2 separate regions of the Homo sapiens genome follow, and region 1 is linked to region 2. Evidence: read pairs that join two places in POLR2A ChIA-PET (ENCODE). Cell type or tissue: PC-9. All regions are shown on one strand.

The links. ChIA-PET counts read pairs that join two places held together with the same protein. Peaks named below come from ENCODE experiments on the same cell type or tissue, not always from the same donor. Only the 100,000 strongest peaks of a DNase experiment are listed, where the experiment ranks them.
Region 1: POLR2A ChIA-PET joins it to region 2 with 15 read pairs; 2 of 35 experiments call an interaction of 5 or more read pairs at or near these places.

The regions. Positions count from the first base shown.
Region 1 is chr11:78,428,830-78,436,829 of GRCh38, reverse strand. It overlaps NARS2 (asparaginyl-tRNA synthetase 2, mitochondrial), which reads left to right. Exons shown (of 14, transcript NM_024678.6): 14 at 16-862. The coding sequence ends at 160. It overlaps LINC02728 (long intergenic non-protein coding RNA 2728), which reads left to right and starts at 6,994. Exons shown (of 4, transcript NR_120564.1): 1 at 6,994-7,130. In PC-9, CTCF peaks have their summits at 4,200 and 4,400 (motif pointing right); no DNase peak of the experiment used is centred here.
Region 2 is chr11:77,873,706-77,881,705 of GRCh38, reverse strand. It overlaps INTS4 (integrator complex subunit 4), which reads left to right. Exons shown (of 23, transcript NM_033547.4): 23 at 2,579-2,986. The coding sequence ends at 2,757. It also overlaps a transcript of AAMDC not described here. Among named protein-coding and RNA genes, the nearest start is that of AAMDC, 57 kb to the right of the region's middle. In PC-9, no CTCF peak of the experiment used is centred here; a DNase peak (open chromatin) is centred at 3,275.

The DNA of each region.
Region 1 (8,000 bases), 560 kb before region 2:
ATTTTTGAAAAACAGGTATCTGGACCTTCGTCGATTTGGATCTGTGCCACATGGAGGTTTTGGGATGGGATTTGAACGCTACCTGCAGTGCATCTTGGGTGTTGACAATATCAAAGATGTTATCCCTTTCCCAAGGTTTCCTCATTCATGCCTTTTATAGCTGGAAGATTGGTTAAGGAAAAGCACCCCCCATGGCAGAGACACTGCACATGATTGTGCATACAGCAGAATGCATGTTTGGATTTTAGAAATGCAGATTTCAATATGTAATTGTTGTGCCATAAGATATCATAGAAAAAATATAAGTGGTTGTGATTTTCTTAGAAAGTTGAGGGTATTTCACGTAAGGATGAGCTCCCGCAAGAAGAGGTACTTATAGCAAGGGGACTCTCAAATCCATTACCTCAATTAAGAAATGAAGAAATTGAATTAGTCTCAAAGTTTCTTTTAAACTCTAAAACAGAATGAGATAATGTATTTTACGTTGTCTATAATCATTAAATCACTCCCTGTGTAATTTGTGAGAACCATCTAGTAGCTCGAAATAAAATAATGTTGCATCTTTTCTCCCTTGCCATATACTTTGTGATAAATCCTTATCTCATTTTCAGTACTTCATTAAACATTGCAGAAAAAAATATTCCTTAAGGTCTTAATTGATTTAAAGAAGTAGCTATTCTGAATTGAAATCTCCTTTCATTGAACTGGATGAAAAAATCATGTTTAATAACTGTTGCTTTTCAATTTTCAAAGCTGTTGAGATATTACATTAAGTATTTCAACTCTTTAATCACTGTTGTTATAATTTGTTTATATTTGATGTTTATAATTTGTCTAATAAAATAGATTTTTTTAATAGACACCTATGGAAAAAAAGTTATATATTTTTTAATTTCATTTGGTCCTTTCCCAGTAAAATTTGGAAGAAAGGTATTTTCAATCCAAGATGAGGATGGGAGTTTGGCTGAGCCTAAAGGATGGGTAATTCTAGAGTTAAAAGTAGTGTGGTCAGCTGGGCATGGTGGCTCACGCCTGTAATTCCAGCACTTTGGGAGGGTGAGGCGGGCGGATCACTTGAGGTCAGTAGTTCCAGACCAGTCTGGACAACATGGTGAAACCCCATCTCTACTAAAAATACAAAAATTAGCCAGGCGTGGTGGCAGGCGCCTATAATCCCAGCTACTTGGGAGGCTGAGGCAGGAGAATCACTTGAACCCGGGAGCCGAGGTTACGGTAAGCAAAGAACGGGCCACTGCCCTCCAGCCTGGGAGACAGAGGGAGACTCCATCTCAGAAAAAAAAAAAAAAAAAAAAAAAGTACTGTGGTCTATGAGAGTGAGAAGAGCATTGATTGGGGAGTTTAGAACCTGACAATTCTAGCACTTTAGACAGGCTGCTTACTGTGTAGGAGCTCAACATCATTTTCTTCAGAGTTGATAAAATAATTACATGTGTGTTTGTGTGTGCGTGTGCGTGTGCACACACACACATGCATATGTTTAAAACTGAAATGCTACAAAAACTTTTTTAAAACTCTTGTTTTAGTCTTTGTCTTCATTGAGTTACATGTATAAGGACCTATATAGCAAATTGTATTCTCAGTAGAATACGCATGTATCAAGTAATTGTAAATGGGCATGCATGCCTGAATAATCAGTTTTCTAAGTCTCATTAGATGGGTTCTCCTAGATTATTTCCTAATGAAATTTGTATGTATACTTTATTTTAACCTAATTCAAAATCAAACAGCTGAAAAGAAACAAATTCCAGAGCCTTAAGAGTTGGAAGACACCTGAGAGTTTGTCAAAGTTGACCTTCTGCCTAATGCAGAGAGATTCCATTTACCTGGGCACTTGGTTTTCCAGCCTCTTTTTGACAAAGAAATCAGTGTCCTACAAAATTGCTCATTCCATTTCTGAATCTAATTGGTAGCTTTTGCTGAGCTAAAATCTCAGGAAAATCTACTTCCCTGGAACTTTAATCCCTTGGGCTTAGATATCAAGTTTAGGACAGGCTAAAAGGGATAATTAGGGCTTCCATAAGGCTTGCCTCAACCATAATTAGAGAGAGAAATTCATTTGTTTATTCAACAAATATCTGAGCTTCTTTTATATGCCGAGACTATGTGGTAGGTGCTATATAAACAGTTGTGGATCAAACAGAAATGACCCTGCCTTCATGGAATTATTAATATATTTGAGAAGATATATAATAATTAAATAACTTATTTCAAAATATAGTATGTGCTGTAAAGTTATATGAAGAACAGGAAAGCATAGATAAGCTTGCTAGAAAAGGCATGTCTGAAAAAGTGACATTTAACCATAGACCTAGAAGATAAAATGCAGAAAACATTTTAAAAATATTTGCAGCATCAGCCTGTATTGATTTGGCATTCAGGTCTTACTAGATACCATATTAATTTTGTGGAATGAGGGACATTTATAGACCCAGAACCTGGAGGCACTATAATTTCCAAGGCTATCAGGAATTATGCCTCCCATGATTTTTGAGGGACCTGATAGCATTGTAATGTTAACATGACAGAGGTTAACAAAATAATAGTGATGGAAAGATTGCTGAGTTAGAGAAACCCCAGGTTCTGGACCCAGCATTACCATAAATGTAGTTGTAGAGCATTAGGCAAGTAAAATAATCTTTGTGACCTCCAGTTTTTTCATCTATAGTACTATCACATTTTGAAGTAGGTAAGCTCTATGGATCCTTTTATCTCTTAATCTTCTGTGAACCTGTGCTGAACTTAGTCACTAATAATTGATTTAGAGTCTAACCTTTAGGCAATATGTAGTCCCCTATTTTAGTACATATTAAGTCTCCAAAATGTATAACGAAGTCACATCGCTGAAAGTTGAACAGTAGTCTTAAATGTGTTCATATACTGTATATGTGGAAGGAGGAAAGGTCCTTCTCAAGGCATCTTGCCTTTTTGATAGTGTTTTCACCAATGTATTTCCAAAACTTTATACATTCTTTTCCTTGATAGTTGATCACACAATGAATATCTGGTTGAAGCCAAATACTTGCCACCTATAGCAAGCCTAATAATTTGTCTTTGGTGCAATACTTCTATTTTGCCAATAATTGAACAAAAACAAAAATTCAAGTCAGACAAAGATGATGAAAATGCCAAAACTGAACTGTTGCTTGCAGGCAGCATCAGCAGGAAAAAACTCAAAATGTTTACTCATCAGCTGAGATATGAATATCTAAATTCTACATTGCAAACAGTGTTGTATAAGTCAGTGTATAATGAATAAACGTATGGATTCAATAGTTGAGTACTGTCTACACCATAATAGCTTTTAGTGCTCAGTTTCTGAGTTAAAAGGTGATAAGAGGGTTAGTTTTTCACTTGAGCAACCCATTTCCAATGAGGAAAGAAATCAGATTATGTTTTCCTAAGATTTCCAAATGCCACCTGAAAATAAGAACCCCAGCAACCAAAGTAGAAGTATATTCTAAAACTTAGAAAGGTTTTTTCCATTATTCTCATTCTTATTTCAAATTTTGAGATAGGTTGAGAAAAATAGTTGCTTTCCATCTGGCTGTCCTTTTGCCTGGGGAAAGTTGTGCTGTCATGTTTTTAGGTCTGACAAGAACTTAATTGTGTGAGTGATCCATTCCAGATCTAGACATAACTCTCCAACCCAGAGACTCTTCAACTGTCACAGAATAGCAAAAGAACTATTTGACCTTTTGTTCTTGTCAGACTGGATCTGCCAGAAGCCTCCCTCTACAATGTTATATATTCATATTCTCTATAAATTGAATGTAGACATTGAAGCATGACTGAACAGGCATTGAAGATGTACTTGGTGAGGTGGATTAACTCTACCCATCTTTAAATCCGTTGCTTCAGATAATTATAGATGAGAGATGCTTATTTGGATTGGATTGCTATTTATTCTTATGTTTATTTTACTAAGTGGTGAGGCAAGAACACAAAAATGTACAGTTGAAAGACAGATTGGCCTGGGTTGATTGATAAGTAATGTGTGGGGTGTTTTGGCTTCTGATCAATATTTGTATTCAGTCTGCAATCTATGTATAATTAAAAAAACAGGTGAGAGTAACATCTGATTATAATTTCTCCCCAGTTAATCTTCAGAATTAAAAGATAGTAAAAGCGTTAAGAAAAGGGCAGAAAGCGGGCCGGGCACGGTGGCTCATACCTGTAACCCCAGCACTTTGGGAGGCCAAGACAGGCGGATCACCTGAGGTCAGGAGTTCGAGACCAGCCTGACTAACATGATGAAACCCATCTCTACTAAAAATACAAAAATTAGCTAGCTGTGGTGGTAGGCTCCTGTAATCCCAGCTCCTTGGGAGGCTGAGGCAGGAGAATTGCTGGAACTTGGGAGGCGGAGGTTTCAGTGAGCCGAGATGGTGCCATTGCACTCCAGCGGGGGGCAGCAGAGCAAGACTCCATCTCAAAAAAAAAAAAAAAGAAAAAGAAAAGGGCCCAAAGCAACCTTAATCACTGTATTGAAATGATTTAGTATGGCTTTTGTAAGAAAGTATTTTAAGTCATGGTCAGCATCCCTCCCTGAACTTGGACATTCTACTGTTGCCAGGAGCCCTAGATTGGCCTGTGATCAACTAAGGCTCCAGTTAGCTGTTGTGCAGTTTGGACCCAGCATTACCATAAATGGAGTCCAGCGAATTTCTAGCCATTATCAGCACACTGGATAGTTTCTGGGGGACCTTTATAAAGAAGACACCAGGAGTTTAGGTGGTTTTTAAACTGTCATTCAGGCAGCTGGTCATTGAATTAACATAGCTCATGACTTTTCAAAAATTTTCTGCTATACCTTTACTGTTCATAATTGTTACTAATAACATGACTATTATTTAGGCATTGCTTTACAGTTCACAAACATGTTTCATGTATCTTATTTTCTTAGTTATCAAGACAATACATTGTGGACTTTGTTCCTTTGTATCTTACTGGTCATGAAATTTATTTGGTTTATTTGTTATAAAAATTCAAAGTTCCTTTTGGGAGGCCAAGGCCGGCAGATCACAAGGTCAGGAGATTGAGACCATCCTGGCTAACACGGTGAAACCCTGTCTCTACAAAAAAAAAAAAAAAAAAAAAAAAAAAAAAATTAGCCGGGTGTGGTGGCAGGCGCCTGTAGTCCCAGCTTACTCAGGAGGCTGAGGCAGGAGAATGGCATGAACCCGGGAGGCGGAACTTGCAGTCAGCCGAGATCACACCACTGCACTCCAGCCTAGGCAAAAGAGCGAGACTCTGTCTCAAAAAAAAAAAAAAAAAAAATCGAAAGTTCCTAATACTGAGAGAAAGACTGCAAATAAAATTCACTGCCCTCAGCTTCCAGAGAAACCAAAAAACATAAAACCTAATAACCAAAGAATCTTGCATCTTAAGCCCCAGAGTTTACTGAATGTGTCGCAAAATACTCACCTTGACCTTGTTCTACCCAGGGTGAAGGGACAGGAGAATGTGAAGGAAGATGATGTTTGATCTCAAATACATTGGAGTAAAGAGAAACACTAAAAATGGGGTAAAGGATCCTAGACCCAGCAATGTACTTAAGCTCATTGTGCCTCAATTTGTTATCAGTTTATACTCACATTTGCCACCTTCCTTTTAGGATCATCTTTGAATTGTGGATAGAAAGATACATGAAAGAAACTTTGATAGGAATTATTAATATCTTCCTCGAAGTCACAGACCTTTGATTTTTCAAGGTAATAATCTGAAAATAGATACATGGTGAGCCTGTGTAACAAAGGTTTTTTTTCTGCAACAGGTGCCCATGTACACAGCTGGAACTGTATTTTGCCGAACCTGAGCCATCTACAACTGTGATTCTTTGATTCATAACTTTCTCTACACACTAGCTCAATAAGAATTGCTGGTTTGCCATTTTCCTAGGAACCTAGTTTTGAAAAATCTTGGAAAGAAGATAATTCTTCCCGTTTATGATATATGAACTACTCCCCTCTGTATTTCTCCTGATTCCTAGTAATTTACCTATTGTAGCTTCACTGAATAGGAACTCACTATCTTAATAGAGATCTTTTATTTATTTATTTATTTATTTATTTATTTAGAGACAGGGTCTTACTCTCTCACTCAGGCTAGAGTGCAGTGACGTGATCACAGCTCACTGCAGCCTCAGCCTCCCAGGCTCAAGTGATCCTTCTGCCTCAGCCTCCCACGTAGCTGGGACCACAGGCACAAGCCACCACACCCAGCTAATTTTTGTATTTTTTGTAGAGACAGGGTTTTGCCATGTTGCCCAGGCTGGTCTTGAACTCCTGGGCTCAAGCAGTCCTCCCACTTTGGCCTCTGAAAGGGCAGGGATTACAGGCATGAGCCACTGTGCCTAGCCTTATTTTTTGGAAACGGTCTTGCTTTGTCGCTCAGGCTTAAGTGCAGTGATGTGTACATGGCTCAATGCAGCCTCGACCTCCTGGGCCCAAGCAATCCTCAGCCTCCCATGTAGCTGGGATCACAGGTATGTGCCACCACATCTAGCTAATTTTTTATAGAGACAGGGTCTCACTTTGTTGCCCAGGCTGGTCTTAAACTCATGGGCTCAAGTAGTCCGCTTCCCTCAGCCTCCCAAAGTGCTGGGATTACAAGTTTGAGCCACCACACCCAGCCAAGAAGTTTTTCTCTCCTCAGAGAGCTCTGGTTGTTAGAAACTTCTACCTGAGAATAAGGAAACCTGTCTCTCTGTATCATGCAAATGGAATAAAATAGAAACACAACTCCTCCTGTTTTCCAGTATAGAACCTCTAACTGCTCAGGTGGACTGTCTGTCCTTCCCTGAAGTGCTGCACCCCTCTGTTATTCATCAGGTCGTGTGTCCTTATAATGGGCATTTCTATTGGTACATAAAAGCTTCCCTCTCCTGTTCACTCAGCTGCTACCCAAGTTTCCTGTGATACCAATCTTAGAAGAGCTTTCAAGTCTCCACTGCCTCCTTCCTATCTGCCTTACAGCCTGTGGTGGTTGCCGAAGAACTTTAATTACAGTGTCAGAGTGTTCAGGGACAGTCCCAACTCCCTTCATGTGAGGATTGCAGAAATGGGCTTGGATCGTATACAGACAGCGTTATGAGGCATTGCTGAAGAACAGTAAGTTCTTACACAGAAGTTGTCAACTAATATATGCATTTTCTTTGCCATACCCCAAGAGGCAGGAGCTGATTCCTATATAGTTAGGATATAGCTGACCAATGTTCTCTTTAAATGTAATTTCCATCTGCCACATTTTAAATTACAGGTTTTTGCATCAGGAAACTGTTGGGTCCAATTATTTGGTGCCTTGGAAAGGGCATTAAATGCATAGTGAGAAGATCCTGGTTTAATCTGACATTCCACTTACTAGGTGTAGAAGCTTGAGCAAGTTAATTAATCTTTGAGTCTGTATACCCAGCTGCAAAATGAGGATAATGCTTATCTTACAGAGTGTTGTGAAAGCAATGAAGATTGTGTGAAAGGGTTTCATAAACTGACAAGCACTGCACAAATGTAAGGTCCCCTAAGGAAAACCTTTTCAAAACTCAAAATCTATATGAACAGAGATACTTATTCATGTTGGGTGGAATGTTTTACAGCCATTAAAAATTGTAAGAGAAAATATATTGAAAAATACAATCTAAAATGGTGAGTTTGCAATTACAACAGTGTAAAACCTGTGTACATAGACTAGAATATGGAAAAAATGGATTACAGGGTAGTGGAATTGAGTGACTTTTGCTTTAAAGACTCTTAGGTATATTAGGTGTATTCAGTTTAGTTCAATAAACTTTTATTGAGCTCTCACTCTCCCAATCCCCGTGCTAGATTCTATGAGTGCTGAGACAAATAGGACATACTCCCTGCTCTCAGAGACTCCCATTCTGTACAGTCTTGTCAAAGTTTACTGTGTATGTGAATCACTGCGGAGCGTATTAAAAATTCACATTATCTTACTCCCACCAGAAGATCTGATTCAGTAGGTCT
Region 2 (8,000 bases):
TTAGTAGCCTGTGTCTCTAGTGCCTGACATGTAGTAGGCACTCAACAAATAATGAAAATTGAATACAAGGTTTTAAATGTGCAATAAAAATTCATTTAATCTTTAGACCAACTCTGCAGTGGAAATTAGTATTCTCTTTTCATTTTACAGATACATAAATGGAGGCCCACATACCTGATCAGTGACAGTGCTAAAGCTGCAGTCACCCTTCCCAGCCCTCACTGTGCTATGTCCCTTCCGGTTTGGGGCACTGAAGTGAAATATGTCTCATTGTAAATGAGCTTGCAGTTTCTTTCTCCTAATCTAGGTGATGGGGCCTGGAGTTTCTAGGGAGCTCCTTCAATCCCTCAGTAGCTCCCCACCAGGGAGGGGCCTCTCCTCTGGGAGGCAGGATGCTGCCACGTAGGAAGCTCAGTCATAGACCATGTTTCAAATTCTGCTTCCTTTGCTGTGTGATCCTGAGAAAGTTATTTTACTTCCCTGTCTCATTAAGATGAGAATAAGAATATAAACCTGCTAGGAGAAATATTCTTCCAGGCATGACGCAGAAGTTGCTTGAGTTATCCTAGATGATCTTGTCTCCTTCTCCCAAGTTCCCCTCCTTCTTGTTTTCTCTCTTCTCCGCTTTACTCCTATGGCATTGCCTTGAATTGCCATTCTTATCAAATGTTGGTAAGGGAATGCAAAATGACCCTGTAGGGCTGAGTCCTACATCAACTCCCTCTGACCTTAGCAGGATTTATTTGTTTTTTTGTTTTTTTGTTTGTTTGTTTGTTTGTTTTGAGACAGGGTTTCCTTCTGTTGCCCAGGCTGGAGTGCAGTGGTGTGATCCTCTCGGGCTCAAGTGGTTCCTCCCACCTCAGTCCCCCTAGTAACTGAGACTATATGCCTGGCTAATTATTTTTATTTTTTGTAGAGACAGGTCTCACTATGTTGCCCAGGCTAGTCTCAAACACCTGGGATCAAGTGATTCTCCTGCCTTGCCCTCCCAAAGTGCTGGGATTATAGGCTTGAGCCTTATCCAGCTCTTACCAGGATTTGGCTTCTTGAAAGTGCTATGCCAACTGGGGCTGTGGTTGTGGTCTGCCACTTGGGATGGAATGGGAGAGTGTGGCAGGAAAGCAGATATAGGTACCTATTTTGATTCCACCCTAAGTGGGAGATTCATCTGGAGCCTGGTATCAGAGAACAGTGTTAGTTTCATGACAGTTACACTCATGGCTGCTGCATGACCCTCATGTTGTCATGTGAGTGTGTGCTTATCACATGGCTGGTACTTGATGATGAGGCTGCACTTAGATCTCATGCTGAAATCTGAGGTGCACTGGATTGCTCTGGCCTTGGGCTGACTGCAAACCTTTCCCTTCCTGGAGGACAGCAATCCAGTCTCTACTCTGACCCATAGAGAGAAGCTTGGATGTAACCAGGAAGAGGTCTGGGGAGGCACTGAGAAGTCCTGGAGTCTCTGCCCTTGTTAATTTAGATCCATCTAGCCTTCATTCCTACCCTCTGAACTTCTTAGCCTTGGGATCATCTTCAACTTACACTTTTTGCTCTGGTTGCACCAAATTAAGGAGACATCCCAAGCTCACTCCATTCCTGGCCTTTGCACTTGCCCTTACATTTTTCTGAAATTCTCTCCCTCTTCTTTATAGAAGCTTGTGGTTAATAGAATGAGTAACTGCTTCAGTTTATGAACTGGGCTCAAATTCTTACCCAGGTGTGCATCTGGGGAGTCTCTGAGAACCTATCTGATTCTTGGGATTTTTGCCAAGATTGTGACAGTCTTTCTTTCATAATGTAGCAGGATAAGAACTCTTGGGGTTAACTGTTTGGCATAGAATGGATATTCTATTCCAAAGCCTTCCTGCGCTCCTCCTCAGTACTTCTTGCAGGCTTGGTTAGAGCGTGTGTTGTACTCCATTGCAACTATCTGTTTCCTCAACCAAACAGCAGGCAACTTGAGGGGAGTTCTTAATTATTCTTGCTAGGACCTGCCACATAGAGACACTAGATGATTATATCGTAAGATAATGTAATGAAAGAATGAGATGTTTTCAGACATTTTAGGTCCCTGAGACATGTTCCTGTTCATTGGCCAGAAACTTTTTGGCGAACCACTTCCTATTCAAAGGCTTCCTCTCCACTAATAAAGTAGTCTGTGGTACATGCAGCCCTGAGGCTTGAGATGGAACTGCGCAGGAAGAGCCCAACTGGGTATCAGAATAAGCCACATGCACCTTCTGAAACTGCCCAAATCCACACCTGCATAAGAATTTGAGCCCAGTTCATAAAGCAGATCATGAAGCAATTATCTTCCTGGAAGGGTTTTTAGCTTGCTCTCCAGTTGCCTCAGCAGCTTTGGCTCTGTGCCACAGTGAGCCCAAGGGGAAGGTGATGGAACAGCATCACATCTGCAGGCTCAGTGTTTTGTTTGGTGAGGGTAAGGGGAGGGAATGTAGACGGATGAAGAAATTTCTCCCTACTGCTTCCATTTTGATATTTCTTTAACTTCACATTTCATCCTCATTCCTAGCAGTTGCCTAGTTATAGAGGATTTCTTTTATCTTTTTTTCAGAGGCATGCCAGGTGGAAGTGAGGCTGCTGCTGGCCTACAACTCCAGTGCTCGCATTCCAAAATGCCCCTGGATGGAGGGTGGTGAGATGTCACCACAGGTGGAAACCAGCATCGAGGGCACCATTCCCTTCAGCAAGCCTGTAAAAGTTTATATAATGCCCAAACCTGCACGGCGCTAAGGCAAAAACAGTCTTCCCAACCGTGGCCTAGAGGGCCCTTCTTAGGTGTCAGAATGAGCCAAGCCTGAAGCACTTCACCTGGAATTGATGTGTAGGCTTAAGGAGTATGTGACCCTTACAGTCTCATCTGGTATCAAACACAGGATAAATTGTTTCTTCATTAAAAAATAAAAAACCTTCAAGTCTACTTACCCTTCTCCTGTCCACAATAAAGTTGAGAAAACACCAAGCTGTTCTAGTTCCTGGTCTGTAAAGAAATGCGTGTGGCTATAGCTTCAGCTTTTATACTACGTGCTTACATGCTATTCCTCAGGTGTGAAACACAAAGATCCAGTTACCTCCTGATAACTGGTTATTTGAGCTATAGTCTTATTTCTTAAAGTGACGGTGTGTTTGTCAGGGCAACTCCAAGGCCGCTTTAACAGCTGTACTTTTTTTTTTTACCATTGACAGTTGCTGAAGGACCTTAAACATGTGTTAACCTTGCTAAGAAGCCTCTTCCCTAATGCAGGCAGTAGCTGGGCCAAGGACTGAATAGCTGGAGAATGAATCATTTTCATCTTTGAGGAAATTTTTTTTTTTTTTTTGAGATGGAGTCTTGCTGTGTCGCTCAGGCTGGAGTGCAGTGGCGTGATCTTGGCTTACTGCAACCTCTGCCTCCTGGGTTCAAGCCATTCTCCTGCCTCAGCCTCCTGAGTAGGTGGGACTACAGGCGCCTGTCACCACGCCTTGCTAATTTTTTGTATTTTTAGTAGAGACGGGGTTTCACCATGTTAGCCAGGATGGTCTTGATCTCCTGACCTCGTGATCTGCCCACCTTGGCCTCCCAAAATGCTGGGATTACAAGTGTGAGCAACCGCGCCTTGCTTTGAAGGAAATTCTTGATCTTGCCTGCCATTATTCTTAGGACCTCTATGGCTTTAAATAAATAATATAGAAGAGCTATATTTTACAAAAGAAATCAAGATTATGGGAAACAGGGGTCCAGTGCAAGAAATAAAGTAATTTACTGCAGCATCTCTGATGAGTTGATGCTGCATGTGAGTTAAAAGTTTTAGGCATGGGGCTGGGGGCTGTGGCTCATGCCTATAATCCCAGGACTTTGGGATTATAGGAGGCAGGAGGATTTCTTGAGCCCAGGAGTTCAAGACCAGCCTGGGCAACATAGCGAGACCCCATCTCTGTTTAAAAAAAAAAAATTGCAAGTGTGATATAACAGTCAGTGCTCCAGAGAGGTTAACCTTTGGTACTGCCTGTGCTATGTACTTTACCTGTCATTTAATCTTCACAATAGCCAAATGAGGCTATTACTGTACAGTAAGTAATAAAGCCTGTATTCATTCAAATCCAAGAAGATCCCAAAGGTCTAAGCTATACCACCTCAGGGGAAGTATATGGGAAAAAGCCTTCAAATCTTCAGCTCTCTCTGCCTCAGTTTCCTCATCTGTGAAACGAAGATAATTGGACCTCAACAGTGGTTGAGTAGGATGGATTAAATAACAATTGGTAGAATCTGAACCTGCAGCCAGTCTTGATCATATTTGACACTTGGCAAGCTTATAAAAATAATAGCAAGATAATACAATTACTCAGAGGTGGAGCTGGAATTTAAATTCAAGCATGTTTTAACTTTTGGTTTAAGGTACTTGGGTGTACCTGGCAGTGTTGTAAGCTCTTTACATTAATTAATTAACTCTCTAGGTACTGTTATCTTCATTTTATAAACAAGGCAGCTGAAGTTGAGAGAAATAAGTAACCTGTCCTAGGTCACACAATTAGGAAATGACAGATCTGGCAGTCTATTTCCAGGCAGTCTATTTCCACGAGGTCATGAGTGCGAAAGAGGGACTAGGGGAAGAATGATTAACTCCAGGGAGCTGACTTTTCTAGTGTGCTTACCTGTTTTGCATCTCTCAAGGATGTGCCATGAAGCTGTAGCCAGGTGGAATTGTACCACAGCCCTGACATGAACACCTGATGGCAGCTGCTGGGTTGGAGCCTAGACAAAAACATGAAGAACCATGGCTGCTGCCTGAGCCCATCGTGCTGTAATTATAGAAAACCTTCTAAGGGAAGAATATGCTGATATTTTTCAGATAAGTACCCCTTTTATAAAAATCCTCCAAGTTAGCCCTCATTTTCCATGTAAGGAAACAGAGGCTTTGAGATAATGTCTGTCTCCTAAGGGACAAAGCCAGGACTTGATCCTGTCTTAAAAATGCAAAATGTAGTACTTCTTCCATCAAAGGTAGACATGCACTAAGGGACAGGTTTTGGCTTGGTATCAGAATACATTTTTAAAAGCTGTGTAAGAATTGAACGGGCTGTACTAGGGGGTATAGAATTCTCCAGGCTAGATGAGTTTGGGCAGAGGTTGAACAAGCTCCTGACAAATTTGTTGCTAAGCAATTCAAGTATCGTATCGGGGTTGGGCTCAACTTTTTAAATTGCTTTTACCCTGAATTTTCACGTTCTGGGGAACATGAGAATTTTAGTTTTTCTCTATCTGATTCTGTACTTTTTCACTGAAGTGAAAAAAAAAAAAAGACCTTTTTATAAAGGTTTCGAAGGGGGCATAAAGAGCACTCCAGTGTGGCACCTTCATTTACAAATGAATACGCAGGCCCAGAGAGACTGAGTTAGTGGTGAAGCTAAGCCTGGAACCCAGGCCTCTGGTTTCTTCCCCAGGTGACTTTCATCACAGGGGTCTGTTCTTAGTGAGTGGTCTAGCATGCACCCAGCAGTCAGAGCCAGAAACCTGTTTGGCACGTTGGATTCCTTCCTCATCCCTCATACAAAAGTAGCCATCAAGTCCTTTAGATTCCTCTTCCTTCATGTTTCTTAGTCCTCTTCTTATACTGTTTGTATACTGATGGAACCACCATCAGCCCTCCTTAAGTGATGAGCTGATCTGACCACACCATTCCCCTGCTCAGTCCCTTTCAGTGGATCACTGCTCATCCCAGGAAAAAGTCTGAACTCCTGTCTTGAAGGCTCTTCATGGCTCTGCTTCGTTTCCAGCCTCATACTCCCTGTCCCAAACTGTCTCTGTACTCCACTTGAACAGAATTACCTGTAGTCTTTTTCTGTCACCTCTAGGCCTTTGGACCTGCTGAGCCTGGGAATGTGCTCCTCAGACTGTCTCCTGTGGTTCTTTCCTTCCATTCTTCAGGACTGGGCCTTGTTCTAGGACATATCTGTGTCTCTTATGGGCTTGGAACATTTCCTCTATGTTCCCACAGCCTCCTATACTATATTCTTCACACATAGTATAGTATTTATTAATATGGCATTGCAGGTTCACAAATGCAAACCCCTTAAGAAAGGTAGGCAGGAAAAGTAAAGGAATAAAGTGGCCTAGAAGATAACAGCAATTGGAAGAATCAGAGAGCACATTCTCTGTTGGAGAAGGCGGTGCTATTCCATTCCACTCAGTTATTTTCATTTATAAGTGTGGACCTAGTGGTGTCAGTTCTTCCCATTCTTCCAAAACAGCCAGAAATCTTCATTTTCATGAAAGTTAAAAAACCTTGGTAACTACAGTAAATATTAAAATTACTGAGACAAACAAAACATGTCTCCAGGCAGATTTGTGCCAATTTGCAACTTCTACATCCTCACTGTAATGTTTACACGCCTTATTTCTTCCAACTGATCTGTACCTGGACTGTAAGAATGTCTGTGCTGTATGCCCAGCACAACTCCTGGCACATAACCGGGCAAGGAAAGAATGATTCTATGTCTCCAGAGCAAAGGTAGCAGTACCATGGCATGCTGCAAAAAAAGATTCAGGTTTCTGAAAGGACTTTATATTTGCTTTGAGATGATTGAACTCAGCAAACACAATCATGGAGAAGAAAGGTACACACCTAGCTGTGGCCAGCTTCATGTCTTTTTTTTTTTTTTTGAGATGGAGTCTTGCTCTGTCACCCAGGCTGGAGTGCAGTGGCACGATCTCACCTCACAGCAGGCTCTGCCGCCCTGGTTCCAGCGATTCTCCTGCCTCAGCCTCCCAAGTAGACTAGCTGGGATTACAGGCACGTGCCACCACGCCTGGCTAATTTTTGTATTTTTAGTAGAGATGGGGTTTCACCATGTTGGCCAGGCTGGTCTCGAACTGCTGACCTCAGGTGATCTGCCCACCTCGGCCTCCCAAAGCGCTGGGATTACAGGCGTGAGCCACCGCACCCGGCCAACTTCTTGTCTTAACCACTCAGGCTAGAAGAAATGACCTGTGGGCAGCTTGAGGGCTGTTCTACCTACAAACTAACTCAGAGGCTTTAATGATTTAAGACAGAGGACTAAGTATAGTTATGTGGAGAAACAGCTTCCCTTCAAGCTCTACATATTTCCATCGTTAACCATGTGCACCAGGTTCCAAAGTAGGGGCTATGTATTAGCAGGTTTTCTTAAAAGTTTAATAATGTCACTGACAGATACTTCTGTCTCTAAGAAGTTTACACTAAGTTCTCTTTAATTGGAGACAACTCACTTAGGAAGAATGATTACACCCACACTGAATTCAACACCCACCAGAGCTGTCTCACCTTACATTTGACCAAAAAAAAAAAAAAAAGACTGCATCACTAGAGAAACAGTCTGAATTTTATCAAACATCCTTCTTAGCTATACAGAGGGCTGGCTTTATGAGCCAAGGGAACAGATCTAGAAAGATCTGTCATCTGACAAATGAAAGGGCTGCGGAAAGGGCACCAAGCAGATCCTTCCGAGACTTCAATGCTGGGTGTCGGGTCTGTGAAGCACTCACTCCCGTCTGCTTCTAGGGAGCAAGGAGGTGTATGCCATAAACTGATAAAGACACAGTGCTGGGTTCTAATCCTACGTCTGCCACTTACTTGGAGAACTTGGAAAAAAATAAATCCCTTCACTTTCCATACTGTTTCAGCTTTTCTTGCCAAGCCACATCTTAAGTTGCTGTCCAGTCTATAGATTGGTCCCTGTAGGTCAGAAGCCTAACTAACTACGTAGTCAGGTGGCAGGATCATGTGAAGCAAAAATCATCTTTCCACTGCTGCTGCTCCAGTGATGGCTGGGGTGGAGCGATTTTATTTAGTTATGGCTGTGATAAATACCATACCTAGTAAATGTCTAGTTAAAAGAGCTGCCAAGTAAGTGTTTTTTCAGTGAATTAATGAACCTTCCATTTTTTAAGACTCAGCTTAAATGTCATCTCCTTAGTGATGTCTTCCTTAATTTTCCTTCCATCCTAGTGGGATAAATTA